Regions from separate parts of the Homo sapiens genome. Here region 1 is linked to region 2. A link is an interaction called in ENCODE POLR2A ChIA-PET data of the cell type or tissue named here. Cell type or tissue: CD4-positive, alpha-beta T cell. All regions are shown on one strand. Links, peaks and the distances in the headings refer to the core of each region. The heading gives the core; the rest is flanking DNA.

What was found. Peaks named below come from ENCODE experiments on the same cell type or tissue, not always from the same donor. Only the 100,000 strongest peaks of a DNase experiment are listed, where the experiment ranks them.
Region 1: POLR2A ChIA-PET joins it to region 2 with 5 read pairs; 10 of 35 experiments call an interaction of 5 or more read pairs at or near these places.

Annotation. Positions count from the first base shown.
Region 1 is chr1:151,209,860-151,217,343 of GRCh38, forward strand. All of the region lies in intron 1 of PIP5K1A (phosphatidylinositol-4-phosphate 5-kinase type 1 alpha), which reads left to right. Among named protein-coding and RNA genes, the nearest start is that of PIP5K1A, 15 kb to the left of the region's middle. RefSeq lists silencers at 700-857, 6,861-7,061 and an enhancer at 1,406-2,398. In CD4-positive, alpha-beta T cell, for the core only: no CTCF peak of the experiment used is centred there; no DNase peak of the experiment used is centred there.
Region 2 is chr1:151,127,232-151,134,715 of GRCh38, forward strand. It overlaps SEMA6C (semaphorin 6C), which reads right to left. Exons shown (of 19, transcript NM_030913.6): 17 at 7,389-7,444; 18 at 7,170-7,214; 19 at 4,476-6,286. The coding sequence ends at 5,253. LOC124904418 (a long non-coding RNA gene) reads left to right here and starts at 1,983. Exons shown (of 2, transcript XR_007066619.1): 1 at 1,983-2,182; 2 at 2,278-2,881. RefSeq lists enhancers at 3,850-3,949, 4,423-5,207. In CD4-positive, alpha-beta T cell, for the core only: no CTCF peak of the experiment used is centred there; a DNase peak (open chromatin) is centred at 4,170; H3K4me3 peaks cover 1,096 bases; H3K27me3 peaks cover 907 bases.

The sequences.
Region 1 (7,484 bases), core at 1,026-6,025, 82 kb after region 2:
CCACGACTAGCCTGCATTTTTTTTTCTTTCTTTTTTCTGAGATGGAGTCTTGCTCTGTTGCCCAGGCTGATTGATGTGCAGTGGTGCAATCTTAGCTCACTGCAATCTCTGCCTCCTGGGTTCAAGAGATTCTTGTGCCTCTGCCTCTCGAGTAGCTGGGATTATAGGTGCCCGCCACCGTGTCTGGCTAATTTTTGTATTTTCAGTAGAGACGGGGTTTTGCCATGTTAGCCAGGTTGGTCTCGAACTCCTGACCTCAGGTGATCTGCCTGCTTCCGCCTCCCAAAGTGCTGGGATTACAGGTGTGAGCCACTGCGCCCGCCCTCCCCGGCCCCCCCACTTTTTTTTTTCCTCGAGACTGGATCTCACTCTGTCATCCAGGGTGGTGTGCAATGGCATGATGATAGCTCACTGTAGCCTCAAACTCCTGGGCTGAAGTGATCCTCCCACCTCAGCCTACTCAGGATTACAGGCATGGGCCACCACACTGCTGTTTTTTTTTTTTTCTTAAGTAGAGACAGTCTCATCATATTGCTCAGTCGATCTCAAACTCCTGGCCTAAAGCGATCCTCCTGTCTCAGCCTCTCAAAGTGCTGGAATTACAGGCATGAGCCACCCTGCTTGGTGTGGCGCTCCATCTTTATCAACCAAAAGTCCACTGAGAGTTAGCATTTTAATTCCAAAAAAGCTGCTTATCTCTTTGTGCTCTATGTAGGAACTATTGACATACATATATATTTTTTGAGATGGAGTCTCGCTCTGTTGCCCAGGCTGGAGTGTAGTGGCATGATCTGGGCTCACTGCAGCCTCCCGTCTCCTGGGTTCAAGTGATTCTCCTGCCTCAGCCTCCCGAGTAGTCGGGATTACAGGTGTGCGCCACCATGCCCGGCTAATTTTTTTGTATTTTTAGTAGAGACGGGTTTTGCCATGTTGACCAGGCTGGTTTTGATCTCCTGACCTCAGGTGATCTACCTGCCTCAGCCTCCCAAAGTGCTGGGATTACAGTCATGAGCCATTGTGCCCGGGCTTATTGACATATTTATGTAGTAGTGTTGGTAGGCAATTAAATTGGACCTCAGGGATTGTTTCCCTATGACCTGTTTGGGCAAAACTCCAGTTGTCTGAGGAATGCATATCTGGCTAGCCTTTAGTGTCCCCAAATTATATGTTTATTTCAAACATTAGAGTCAGTCACACACTGCTTCTTGGTTTCTCATCAGTAGATGATGTCATTGCATCTCTGACAGAAATGCTTCTGCTCTGAAAGTGCAGGGAGAGGCTGTGCTATTAAGGCCAACTCTGTTTTGTTCCACACACTAGAGTGAGGAGAACTCATTTCAGAATTATTTGGGCACAGTGGTTTCCACCTGTAGTCCCAGCACTTTGGGGGGCTGAGGCAGGCAGATTGCTTGAGCTCAGGAGTTTGAAACCAGCCTGGGTAACATAGTGAAACCCTGTCTCTACAAAAAATATAAAAATTAGCTGGGCATGGCGATGTGTGCCTGTAGTCCCAGCTACTCTGGAGTCTGAGGGGAGAATCACTTGAACCTGAGAGGTTGAGGCTGCAGTAAGCTGTGTTCCTGCCACTGCCCTCCAGCCTGGGTGACAGAGTGAGACCTTGTCTCAAGACCAAAAAACTTAAAAGATATTTTGTTGGCCAGGCGTGGTGGCTCATGCCTGTAATCCCAGCACTTTGGGAGGCTGAGGCGGGCAGATCACAAGGTCAGGAGATCGAGACCATCCTGGCTAACATGGTGAAACCCCGTCTCTACTAAAAATACAAAAAATTAGCCGGGCGTTGTGGCGGGCGCGTGTAGTCCCAGCTACTCCCAGCTGCTCGGGAGGCTGAGGCGGGAGAATGGCATGAACCCGGGAGGCGGAGCTTGCAGTGAGCCAAGATCGTGCCACTGCACTCCAGCCTGGGCGACAGAGCAAGAGTCTGTCTCAAAAAAGAAAAAAAAAGGCCGGGTGCGGTGGCTCACGCCTGTAATTCCAGCACTTTGGGAGAACGAGGCGGGCGGATCACGAGGTCAGGAGATCGAGACCATCCTGGCTAACGTGGTGAAACCCCGTCTCTACTAAAAACAAAAAATAAAAAAAAAATTAGCTGGGTGTGGTGGCAGGTGCCTGTAGTCCTAGCTATTCGGGAGGCTGAGGTAGGAGAATGGCGTGAATCCGCAAGGCAGAGCTTGCAGTGAGCCAAGATCACGACGCTGCACTCCATCCTGGGTGACAGTGTGAGACTCCGTCTCAAAAAAAAAAAAAGATTTTGTTTACATTATCTCTTCAAGTTATCTCTTAAACATCTTTGTGGCTGGTGCGGTAGCTTAACGCCTGTAATCCCAGCACTTCGGGAGGCCAAAGTGGGTGGATCAGTTGAAGCCAGGAGTTCAAAACCATCTTAAAGTTCAGCTCATTTCTCATTCTGAAGTTTCCTTTTTTCACACTTCTCAGATTATACTGATGGATTTTCACTTCCTTTACATTTTCTCCTTCCTCTCAATAGTGAATATTAGTCTCCAGTGGCTGGGTAGTAGCAAGTAAATTTATGAAGAATCATAGTTGTGTTTGCCAAGTGACTGGAAATCAGCTTCCCCAGTACCTCTTCACCACAAACACAATTAAAGGTGGGGCCGAGGATCAAAATGGAATGCTTCCTTAGGACTGGTACAGAGTTACTCAGAAAAATTTTCTGTGACATGGTGTGATGATTCGACTTTGCCTTTTTTTTTTTGAGACGGAGTCTCGCTCTGTCGCCAGGCTGGAGTACAGTGGCATGATCTCTGCTTACTGCAATCTCTGCCTCCCAGGTTCAAGCCATTCTCCTGCCTCAGCTTCTCGAGTAGCTGGGACTACAGGCGCACGCCACCACGCCTAGCCAATTTCTGTATTTTTAGTAGAGACGGGGTTTTACCATGTTGGCCAGGATGGTCTTGATCTCTTGACCTCGTGATCTGCCTGCCTCGGCCTCACAAAGTGCTGGGATTATACGCGTGAGCCACCGTGCCTGGCTGACTTTGCCTTTTTTTTTTTTTTTTTTCTTTTTTTTGAGACAGAGTCTCGCTCTGTCGCCCAGGCTGGAGTGCAGTGGCGTGATCTCGGCTCACTGCAAAGTTCGCCTCCTGGGTTCATGCCATTCTCCTGCCTCAGCCTCTGGAGTAGCTGGAACTACAGGCGCCCGCCACCACGCCCGGCTATTTTATTTTTTATTTTTAGTAGAGACGGGGTTTCACTGTGTTAGCCAGGATGGTCTCGATCTGACCTTGTGATTCCCCCGCCTTGGCCTCCCAAAGTGCTGGGATTACAGGTGTGAGCAACCGCGCCCGGCCTGCCTTTTTTTAAAAAATAAAATTTGTATTTTTTTGGGGTACTGCTCCTTGTGGAGCAGGGCTACCTTATAGGCAGTGTGTCCAGAGTAGGCTTGACATTGTATTTAGCAAAAATTGACTGGGTTGTTTTCACTTTGGCATTTGACTTGACTGGTTCTGCTGTTCTGGAATTATTTTAGTAACATTAATGATTTCCTAGCTTATTTTCATAATTTAGAAGCTAGTTCTTTAATATTTTTGAAGTCTTGGCATCCAGGAATTATGCTGAAATTGGGTATCCCTGTTTTATAGGAGAGTGTTGATTTCTGAGGGGTATGGTTCCCTTTTTAAGAGAGAATCTCTTATATGTGCTGATACAGGTATGTTTCAGGTTTTATAGTCATCTGAAAGTAATATGTAGTTGAGAAAGAGGGTATGAGAACGTAAGACTTATACTTATTTTTAGCTTAGGATCATCAGCAGCATTTCTGGCATTTTCTTTTCATATTTTTTCTTGTTCCTTATCTTTGCAATAGCATAACGTGGTTGTAATGAGCTTGAGTTAATGTGTGTGTGGGGAGTGTGGTGGTTTGTATGTGTGGGACTGTTGAGTAGTGGTTTACTGGGAAAAATGGGTTATTAAGCAAAGAAAATGACAGTAAAGCCATTCCTTTAATTGTTAAATTATGTAACATACACATTAAAATATTTGTATAGTTTATATAGGTAAGGAAAAATAGAAATTTAAAGTTACAAAATAAGCCTACTCCCACTATCAGGAAATGGTCATCTTTTAACATTTTGGTATATAATCTTGTGCACCTTTTCTATGTGTATAAGTTCATGTGAATTTATAGATAAAGTTTTTATAAAAAATTGTATTATATAATTTTTTGACCTTTTTCCACTCAATATATTGACATCCATAAATATACATAAAAATAATGGTTATATAGTGTTTGATTTTATGACTGCGCCATGATGTATATTATCAGTTCCCTATTGTTCACTTAGATTCTTTCCAATAATGGGATCTATGCAATTATAGTTATATATACACTGCTGTAATCCTTGTATATCCTTGTAATGTATAACCTTGTATATACATCTTTGTTTGCTTCACTAAGATAACTTAGTACTTCTTGGTCAGATTGTACATAATGATTTTTAAGGCTTTTTGCTTTGTTTTTTTCTGTTTTTTTGTTTTTGTTTTTGTTTTTGTTTTTGTTTTGAGATAGAGTTTCGCTCTGTTGCCCAGGCTGGATTTCAGTGACCCCATCTCGGCTCACTGCTGCCTCTGCCACCCATTATCAAGCGATTCTCGTGCCTCAGCATCCCTAGTAGCTGGGATTACAGGTGATCGCCACCATGTCCAGCTAATTTTTGTGTTTTTAGTAGAGATGGGGTTTTGCCATGTTGGTCAGGCTGGTCTCGAACTCCTGACCTCAAGTGATCCGCTTGCCTCAGCCTCCCAAAGGGCTGGGATTACAGGCGTGAGCCACAGCACCTGGCCGGCTTTTTGCAAGTTAGTACCAAATTGCCCTCAAGGAGCGGAAGAGCCTCAAACAAAATCTACCTTGTGACTGTCGCCCAGGTTGGAGCGCAATGGTGTGATCTTGGCTCACTGCAACCTCTGCCTCTTGGGCTCAGGTCATCCTCCCACCTCAGCCTTCTGAGTAGCTGGGACTACAGGCTTGCGCCACCACACCTGGCTAAATTTTTGTATTTTTAGTGGAGACCAGTTTTCACCATGTTGCCCAGGCTGGTCTCGAACTCCTGGCCTCAAGTGATCCACCTGATTTAGCCTCCCAAAGTGCTGGGATTACAGGCATGAGCCACCATGCCCAGCCTGTGCATTCTTTTTTTTTTTTTTTTTTTTTGAGATGGAGTTTTGCTCTCGTTGCCCAGGCTGGAGTGCAATGGCGCGATCTCAGCTCACTGTATCCTCCGCCTCCCGGGTTCAAGCGATTCTCCTGCCTCAGCCTCCCGAGTAGCTGGGATTACAGGCAGGTGCCACCATGCCATGCTAATTGGTTTTTTTTGTATTTTTAGTAAAGACGGGGTTTCTCCATGTTGGTCATGTTGGTCTCGAGCTCTCGACCTCAGGTGATCCTCCCGCCTTGGCCTCCCAAAGTGTTGGGATTACAGGCGTGAGCCACCGCACCCGGCCTTTTTTTTTTTTTGAAAAGGAGTCTCATTGTGTCATCCAGCCTGGAGTGCAAAGGCAATCTTGGCTCACTTCCAGCTCTGCCTCCTGGGTTCAAGCGATTCTCCTGCCTCAGCCTCCTGAGAAGCTGGGATTACAGGTGCCTGCCACTGCGCCGGCTAATTTTTGTATTTTTAGTAGAGACGGGTTTTCACCATGTTGGCCAGGAGGCTGGTCTTGTGAACTCTTGACCTCAGGTGATCACGCCTCCCAAAGTGCTGGGATTACAAGTTTGAGCCTCTGCGCCCGGCATTCTTTTTTAAAAGATAAAAAAGTCTGGCTGCAGAGGAACCTTATACCTGAAATGTTTTGCTGTCTGAATTCACTCCAGAGTGAAATGACTTGAAGTACAAGTTTTGTGACTGCTCCGAGAATTTTTGTGTCAGAGGCTTCTCCTTCTGCCATTTTTTGAACATTTACCTAGAATTACAAAAAAATCATTCCACATTTCACAGTATGGTGCTAGGAATCTGACCAGGTCCAGTTCATAATTTTAAACTTTAGAGTTTTAAAAACATGTATGCTTATCATGCTGTAAGCAAATGGGACCCCAGGAGTAAGGGGTAACTTTCTGTTTTTCCTCATTAGGTTTCAACTTTCTGTGCTGTGGGGTCAGTGGTAAGAGAGGTAGATCTGATGTGTATCTGTGCTAAAGAAGCATGAGCTCCTTACAGTAACTAGCAGCCAATTCCTCTTCCCCATAACAGTTGCAGACTTCTAATCCCAGCACCTTGGGAGGCCGAGGCGGGCGGATCACGAGGTCAGGAGATCGAGACCATCCTGGCTAACACAGTGAAACCCCGTCTCTACTAAAAATACAAAAAAATTAGCTGGGCATGGTGGCGGGTGCCTGTAGTCCCAGCTACTCGGGAGGCTGAGACAGGAGAATGGCGTGAACCCGGGAGGCAGAGCTTGCAGTGAGCCGAGATCGTGCCACTGCACTCCAGCCTGGGCAACAGAGCAAGACTCCGTCTCAAAAAAAAAAAAAAAAAACAGTTGCAGACTTCTTGGAGTGGTAGTTCATGGTCTTCTTCTAAGAAGGCTGTGGATGCCTTAAAAGCATTATTTGACGCTGGCTCCCATATCTCACTGCCCTCTCCAAAAAATGTGTTACCCTAACATAGAAGTATCTTTTCTCAGAATTCTTCAGTATATTATGAATCAGTGACTACCTTTTCTCTCCCTTGAAATTTTCCTGTAACTTAATGTTCATTTCCTTTTGTTTCAGTAAACCAGTCTCAACTCTTTTCCTTTTCTCTTTCTGTTGTACCTCTCATTTCCCCGACCCTTCCTGTCCTGTAGATGGCATTTCATAATTCACATTGATAATAATTGCTAGAATTTATAGGCATTTATTGTAGATTAAGTAGAGCATTTATTATAGATTAAGCCTATACGTAACTTGTTGAATTCTCATAACAACCTTAGGAAGTACATGTTGTTACTTCCACATTTTATAGATAAGGTAGCCAGTCTGCTCTAGAGAAATTTTAACCAACCTACCCAAGGTTACCTACTTAGTAAATGTTTTTTTTTTTTTTTTTTTTTTTTTTTTTTGAGACGGAGTCTCGCTCTGTCGCCCAGGCTAGAGTGCAGTGCTGTGATCTCAGCTTACTGCAACCTCTGCCTCCTGGGTTCAAGCAATTCTCGTGCCTTAGCCTCCAGAGTAGCTGTGACTACAGGTGCGTGCCACTACACCCAGCTAATTTTTGTATTTTTAGTAGAGACAGGGTTTTTCCACGTTGGCCAGGCTGGTCTTGAACTCTTGGCCTCAAGTGACCCACCCACTAGGCCTCCCAAAGTGCTGGGATTACAGGCTTGAGCCATTGTGCCTAGCTGTAAATGTTAAATCTAGTATTCAAACCTAGCAAACCTAGGTGTTCTGATTTCTTTTTCTGTTTTTGGTTTTGTTTTCCCTGGGATATAGATTTTCAGGTGTTCTGATTTCAGAACCTGCATTCCTACCCACT
Region 2 (7,484 bases), core at 1,513-6,512:
TAAGTAATGGGAAAAATTATGAACTAGGGCAACTTTCCTAAGACTTCCTTCCTCTGTAAAAAAGAACCCTCTACTCCAAGGAGATCAATAGGTAAAAAATACAGGTGAAGGCTGAAGTGGGAGCAACCCAGTGATAACTACACCTGTGTAAGGCTTGTGCAAGACATTTGATAGGTAATTGAGTAAGTTAAGACTATGGGAGACTTCTGAACAAAAGTGTGGGGTTGCAGTCTGCTCCTATAACCAGTCCTAAAGTTTAAGGGTAGTGCTGTAAAGGAAAGGAAAGTTTGGGAAAGGGCCCAAAATTATAAATAACAATAGCCACCATGTTTTAAGCTTTTGCTACATGTCTGGCAATGTGCTAGGTACTCTGCATATACATATAAATACCCATCTTGTAAGGTGAGTATTATCCTCATCATATAGTTGTAAAAATAGGTTGACTTTGCAGAGTCACACACTTGTAAAAATTGTCCTTTTTTTTTTTTCTTTTTAAAGACAGGGTCTCACTCTTGCCCAGGCTGGAGTGCAGTGGCATGATCTTGGCTCACTGCAGCCTCGACCTTCGACCTCCAGGTCTCAAGCAATCCTCCACCTCAGCCTACTGAGAAGCTGGGACTACAGGTGCACACCACCATGCCTGGCTAATTTTTGTATTTTTGGTAGAGACAGGGTTTCACCATGTTGCCCAGGCTGGTCTTGAACTCCTGAGCTCAAGGGATCCACCTGCCTTACCTTCCCAAACTGTTGGAATTATAGGCGTGAGCCATGGCACCCTGGCTAAAATTGTTCTTTCTAAAACTACAGTTTCTACATTGAGTTAATTAGTGTACTTTCCTCTGTGATTTCCCTTTTGTCAGAATGCTATTTTATTCACTAGCCTTGGGCAGCTTAATTCATCTCAGATTTGCATTTAAGAAACTGAGGGCCGGGTGCCGTGGCCCGTAATCCCAGCACTTTGGGAGGCCAAGGCCGGCGGATCACGAGGTCAGGAAATTGAGACCATCCTGGCTAACATGGTGAAAACCTGTCTCTACTAAAAACACAAAGATTAACTGGGTGTGGTGGCAGGCGCCTGTAGTCCCAGCTACTCAGGAGGCTGAGGCAGGAGGCGGAGCTTGCAGTGAGCCGCAGTTGCACCACTGCACTCCAGCCTGGGTGACAGAGTGAGACACTATCTCGGAAAAAAAAAAAAAAAAAAAAAAGCCAAACTCGGGCAGATCACCTGAGGTTGGGAGTTCGAGACCAGCCTGGCCAACATGGTGAAACCCCATCTCTACTGAAAATACAAAAATTAGCCGGGCATGGTGGCACATCCCTGTAATCCCAGCTACTCGGGAGGCTGAGGCAGGAGGCTTGAACCCAGGAGGCAGAGATTGCAGTGAGCTGAGAGAGCCGAGATTGCACCACTGCACTCCAGCCTGGGCGACAGAGCAAGACTCTGTCTCAAAAAAAAAAAAAAGAAACTGAGAAGAAAAATATGATCCAAGCAGCATTTCCTATAAGCTCCCCAAAGTAAATTTTGCTCCAAAACTAATTTGGGGGTATCTGCATAGAGTTTCTGGCCAGCAATACTTGAGCAAGAAGAGTAAAAAATAATCTCTCTTGTGGGGAATGAATAGGGTCTTCATCTCTAGGTATGCTGGATGTTTTCTTTCTTTCCTTCCAGATTACGCTCCTCTATTCTGTAGCCTGTTCTCTGTCCTGGGAGACTGACCTATATGAACATCAATGGGCTTCCTGTGCTTTGGCCTCCAGTTGGATTCAGCCAATAGGGAGCCCTGACAGGAGACTGGGGGAAGAGAAAAGACTGAAGTCGATGTATTGACATTTGCCAGGCACAGTGGTGCACTCCTGTAATCTCAGCTACTCGGGAAGCTGAGGCACGAAAATCACTTGAACCTGGGAGGCGGAGGTTTTGGTGAGCTAAGATCACACCACTGCACTCCAGCAACTGTATCGCAAAAAAAAAAAAAAAAAAAAAAAAAAGTCACTGCTTCTCTCAAGGCACTCTCCCCCTCCAGGACCTAGAAACTAATAACTCCTTTTATCCTTTTAGGCCTAATACAGTTATTAGCCTCCAGTTACTGACCTATCCTTTGCCCATACCTTTCAAAATAGCCCTTCATTATTTTGAGAATGTTATTTCCTGTTGGGACCCTGTCTGATACACCTGGTAAAGGTAGGTGATCTTTTCGATTTACAGGCTTCATATTTTATCCATGTACTTGAACCTTACTCTCATACATATAACCTTATATTCTTATGAGCCAACAGTTCTGAAGGGTCAACTGCTGGATTAAGTAGCAGAGAGTGACGCATACCTGTGTGGTTCTCATGGATGGGACAGTGACATCAAGGAGTTAAAAACCTGAGAGACAATAATATCTCAGGCCCCTGTGACTTAGCCCCCAAAGAACCCAAGATGCTGAACAGCTTTTCAAGCTCTGTGACTGTGGAACCTTCTGTGATTCAAGTCCCCAAAGCCTTACACAAACTGATGGAATCTGTCTGCTGGGGCCCTGGTTTCTCCATAACCTCCCAGGATGCCTCTGAGAAATCAGCTTAGAAATCCCTGAGGATGATGATGCTATCCTCCCGTTGGCACATTCTGGTTTTCCTAAAGACAAAAACTGAGCTAATGGTATGATTTTTTAAAAAAGAGTATTAGCAGATTCCTTGAGGTCATATTTATCCTTCTATTGTCAGGGATAATTTACTTTAATTCATCCTCTTAATTTATTATTCACTACTCTCTATCAGGGAGAGGTATCTGTATTAATGAACTGCATACTTGGTAGAAGTCTGCTTTATTTTGGGCAAATCATTTTCCCACAAAGCACTTAATTTAAATATATATATTTATACGGTACTTTACAAATCCCTGTTGCCATATGTTCTTTCCATTCCTTACCAAAAAAACAGCCTCAAAGATGTTGGTTGAATTGCCAAGGTCACATAGAAAACAAGAGGTAGAGACCCAGGACTGTTGCTCTCACTGCAACATAGTTACTTCTGTTAGCTCTGAGAGTTCAGTTTAGATACTCTTTGGCTAAAGAAGTCACCATAGTGATAAATACTAATAAAAGAACATATTTTATAATTAAACTACAACCAGGACTTTAACCTATAAATTACTGCTGCCTGCAAAGAATTACAAGATTAAATTTCCATTGTATATATCTCTCTTTTAGGTCTATATTTAAACCTTAGGATCATTTACCCTTTTTGTTTGTGACCACCTTCAAGGCAAGAACTATATTTGAGTTTTGTCCCTCAGAGGACTGTGAAAGGCTGCAGCCTTGAAACTTTTCCTTGTCCTTCAAAATTTCGGTTTGAAGAGGATAATGAAGTCAAGTGACTGGATTCTCTACTCCTTCCTTGCTTGCTTTCCTCCAGTATCTAGGAAACTAGCACTGGCCCCGAGGCACCTTGGTTTAAGTAAGGCACCCCATACGGGAAAAACTGAGACCTAAAGGACCACTTCAACCTGGTGAAACAAGCGCCAAGCAAAAAGAGGTCAGACTCTGGAGGACAACCAAATTTGGCCAGACAAGCTTAACTGAAATGGAAATAATGTTCAGAGGGCATTAAAAAACCCTGGGGGTAAAATCTATAGGTGAAAATTATAAGGATACAAAGGGAAAGGGATTGCCTAGTGAAAGCAGATCGCAAAGTTAGGAATAGGAATAGCCTATGCGTGAGTTTGAAGGAATTACTATCTCACAAGATACCATGCCTTCGCCTTTAGAAAGCGTTTTCACATTCTGGTACTTGAGCTTCTCAACCCCATTTTTCAGATGAACAAATGGAGGCTCCGGGCGGAGTTCTGACCAGTCATGATCACAAGTAATAAAGCGCGGAACTAGGAACAAGTTCAGGCTTCCCCAAATTGTTCTCAGCAGTTTCCCGCCGAGGACATTTAGGTAGCAAACGGGAAGGGGACTGGTGAGGCTTCCTTAGCAGCAAGAGTTGGCCCGACCCCCAGGCGGAGCCAGCGGGAGAATGTGGGGCTCGAACTGGGCGGACATTGCAGCCACGCGGGGGTGAAAAACCCGATTTGTAAATTCGCACCAGCTGCCTCCTGCGTTAGGCCTTAAAGCGTTGTTAGCGAGGGTGGTGGGCGGTGCAGGTGGTCCTGTTCGTCCCTCTCATTGGTGCCGGGGATAACGGACAGGTATCCGCAGCCAGTCCCAACCGGAGCAAAGGGAGCTTCACGACAGCTACACGCTACCTGGTCCTGAGCGCGCGGAGCTTGAGCGCGGCGGCGGCTTCTTGGGGGGTGGCTAAGCGTGCGTGTGACGCCGCGCACGCTCTCGTCCCCCGTCCCGCTCCTTAAGTAAGAGCCGGGGGCAGACCCTTGCCTCCAACAGGGACGAATACTTTGCTGTTTTTTGTAGCCTACCCCTCATGCAACCCAAAATCTGCCAGACAAATTCTCCTAAGGACAAGATTTTCTGATGTGGAACTTCAAGTAACGTACACTGCAGCTTCATTTTATTTCTCAAAAAATTCCCTCCGCCGCCCCATCCCATAGACTAGGCCTTTAAGAAAGTCCCTCTTACCTCGATCTGGAAACGAGCTCCGAGGGCCTTCCCCAGCCTCAACTAAACTTTACCGGGGTCCCCCTGGCCCTGGCTCACCTCGACACCGTTAATTCGCTCGTCTCCTTTAGGAAACCTTTCCAGACTGCCCCCCGGCGGGACCGCAGCCATCCCATTACCCGGGAGAGCCCAGGGCCCAGATGAAGGCAGAGAGCGAGGGCGCCCAGAGCGAGCCGACCGACTGCCGCCCTCCCCCGCCCGAGTGAAGTCAGGCAGTGGCTGCAGACACGGCTGTATTGGGAAGCGGAGGCTCCTACACAGTAGGAGAGGCACGTCCCAGACCCAGAAGGCCCGAGGACTCTGGACACAGCGCGCGCGGCCCGCCCGGGGCACAGTCTCTGGGGGAGCCCCGAGGGGCGAGTTAAGGCAGCTTGGCTGGAAGGGAGCGGGGAGTGGGAGTCCGCCAGCTCCCCCTGAAATGCTGGCTCACTGAGGAGACGGGCTTCTCACCTCCCACTCTTCTGTCGAGGACAGGGGGAAAGACAGTCAATAAATAAACCCGAGGCGAAAAGGGGCCTCGGGAGACTCTGCGAGTCGGGAAGGCTGGAGGTGCGGGGCGAGGGGGCGGTGAAACGTCCTGAAGAGCGTCCAGCTCGTGGCCGAGAGGACTCGGGCGCTCCCCACGCTGGAGGCCGTGGGCCGCTCCCTTTAAAAGTTGAAACGGCCGCCGTTCGGGACGGCCTGGCGGGAGGAGGGCCCGACGAGGGGAGGCTTCAGGGACAACTGGGGCTTCTCGACGTCCACCCTTTTCAGGGCGCGGCCCCGGTAGCCCTCGGGCCGGCCCAGGTACAGGAGGTGCTTCCCGGGACCCCCGGAGTACCTGGAGGGACCTCCCGAGGGGACTCGAGTGAGCAGGGCAGGGGGGGCCCGGTGGCCGGAGAAAGGCAACCTCCGGCCTCCGCCGACGCCCAGCCGGGGAGCGGGGGCGGAGAGCGCGGGCCGGGCGGGGGCAGAGGCGCACCTGCCCTCGGGGGGCACGTCCAGCCTCAGCGGCGAGGCGCACTCGTGGGGCCTGGGGCTGGGGCCGCCCAAGAGGGCGGGGGCGGGCTCCGGCGGGAGCGCCCGCGAGGTTAAAGGGGCGGGGGGCTCGGCCCCCTTTCTGGGCGGCTGCGGGCCGTGCAGGTAGCGCAGCAGTTCCTCCAGGGTGGTGACTTCCACGGCCTGCCCGGGACAGCCGGGCGGCGGTGGCCTCACCAGCACGCGGGGCGCGGGCCCGCCCGCCGCGTGCCCGCCCCGTGAGCGGCCCGGACCCTCCTTGGCGTTGTTCCTGTTCTGGTTCCACTCCCAGGGGTCCCCGGCGGCGCGGAGGTGCTTGACCGGCAGCTCCGGCGTGGACTCGGGGGTGGGCAGGCAGGCCAGCTCCGGCGGGGGCACGCCCTCCGGAGGCGGCAGGAAGGTGGTGTAGAGCTGCGGCGTCTGCACCGCGTCCCCGTCCTTGGAGGGCGGCGGGGGCTCTGGGCCCCCACCGTGGAGCCGGGCCAAACTGCGGAGGGAGAGAGGGCGCGGGAGCCCCGGAGTCTCGATGTCCTTGCCCCGACGTCGGTGGGCGCGGCGACAAGCACAGGAGACCAGGAGGCCAGAGACTGAGGCGCCCAGGGCAAAAGCTGCGGCCACACTGGCCAGGAGGAGTGGGATGGGGACGGAGCGGGAGGCCGAGGCTGGGGGCAGGTCCCGGCGCACGCCTGCCGACCGAGAGGGAGGAGGGAGGCTCAGCCAAGGGGAGGCGGTGCGGGGTACCTAGGCCCAGAGGCGCCGGCAGTTCCCAGGCCTGACATCATCGTCCCTCCCGCTGCTACTCAGCCTCACTCCTACAGCCTCCACCATCCTCAGGATTCACCTCTCCTGACTCCTCAGCATACAGCCCACGCACTACCCCTCACACTCAGGCCAGAGCTTGGGCCTGGGGATTCCCCATCCCACTTCTGGCCCCTGTAGCCATGCCAAGAGCAACTGCCAAAAACTGCTCGTGCAGGAGAACTCGGGGCTGGGATGCCCAATTCTGGGGAAGGGAGGCTCCAAACAGGCGTTAGTGAGCACCAAACACCATTCAGTGAGGGGCTTAGAACGCTCCGAGAATCAGCAGCCCCACACTTCACTCCTATCTCTCCCAAGTAGCCCCCTTACCCCGAGTGTGAACTCCAAGAGTGGAAGACTGGGGCCGGGGGTGGGCATCACTGGGAGGACTGGGGGTCCCAGGGGAAGGGCCAGGACCCGGAAGCACTGGTGGCAGAGACCAGGTCAGAGCCAGTGAGGCTCTTGATCTCTACCCCTGACACCCTTCCAGGGGTCCTTCCTCCCTCCTGTGGAACCCAGGAGTCCAGAACGCCAGCCTCTAGTTTCTTCTGGGCCTGGGGAAGGGCTCATCATGCAGGACATTGATTTATTTGTTCAAAAAGTACCCTACTGTGTGCCAAGTACTGAGCTACATGCTGGGTATCTGGAGGATGCCGACCCTTTTCCGATACTCCCAGGGTATTCAGAATGCTGCTCTGCTGCTGCTACAGGACACACACTCAGGTATGTGGGCTGAGCAAGGGAAGGTGAGGTTGGGACAAGAGGACTCACCATAAGCAGAATCCCCAGGGCCAGACTGACTCCCAGTAGCTCCATCTATGAAGAAGGGACAGGGTGAAGATGGGGGGAAAGAGAAGCTTCATGAAGAACTGATGGGGTGACTGTGCCACAGAAGGAGAGAAGGACAAAAGGCCAAGCCTGGGATGGTGTCTGTGGCCATCATGGCCATGTGCAGCTTTGGCTGCAACAGCAGCTGCCTCTTCTGTTTACCTTGGCAGTCACCATGCTCCATGGATTCCTGGTTCCCAGCCTGATCCACATCAGTCCTAGGAGGAAAACGAAGTGGCTATAGAATTCTGTACGTTG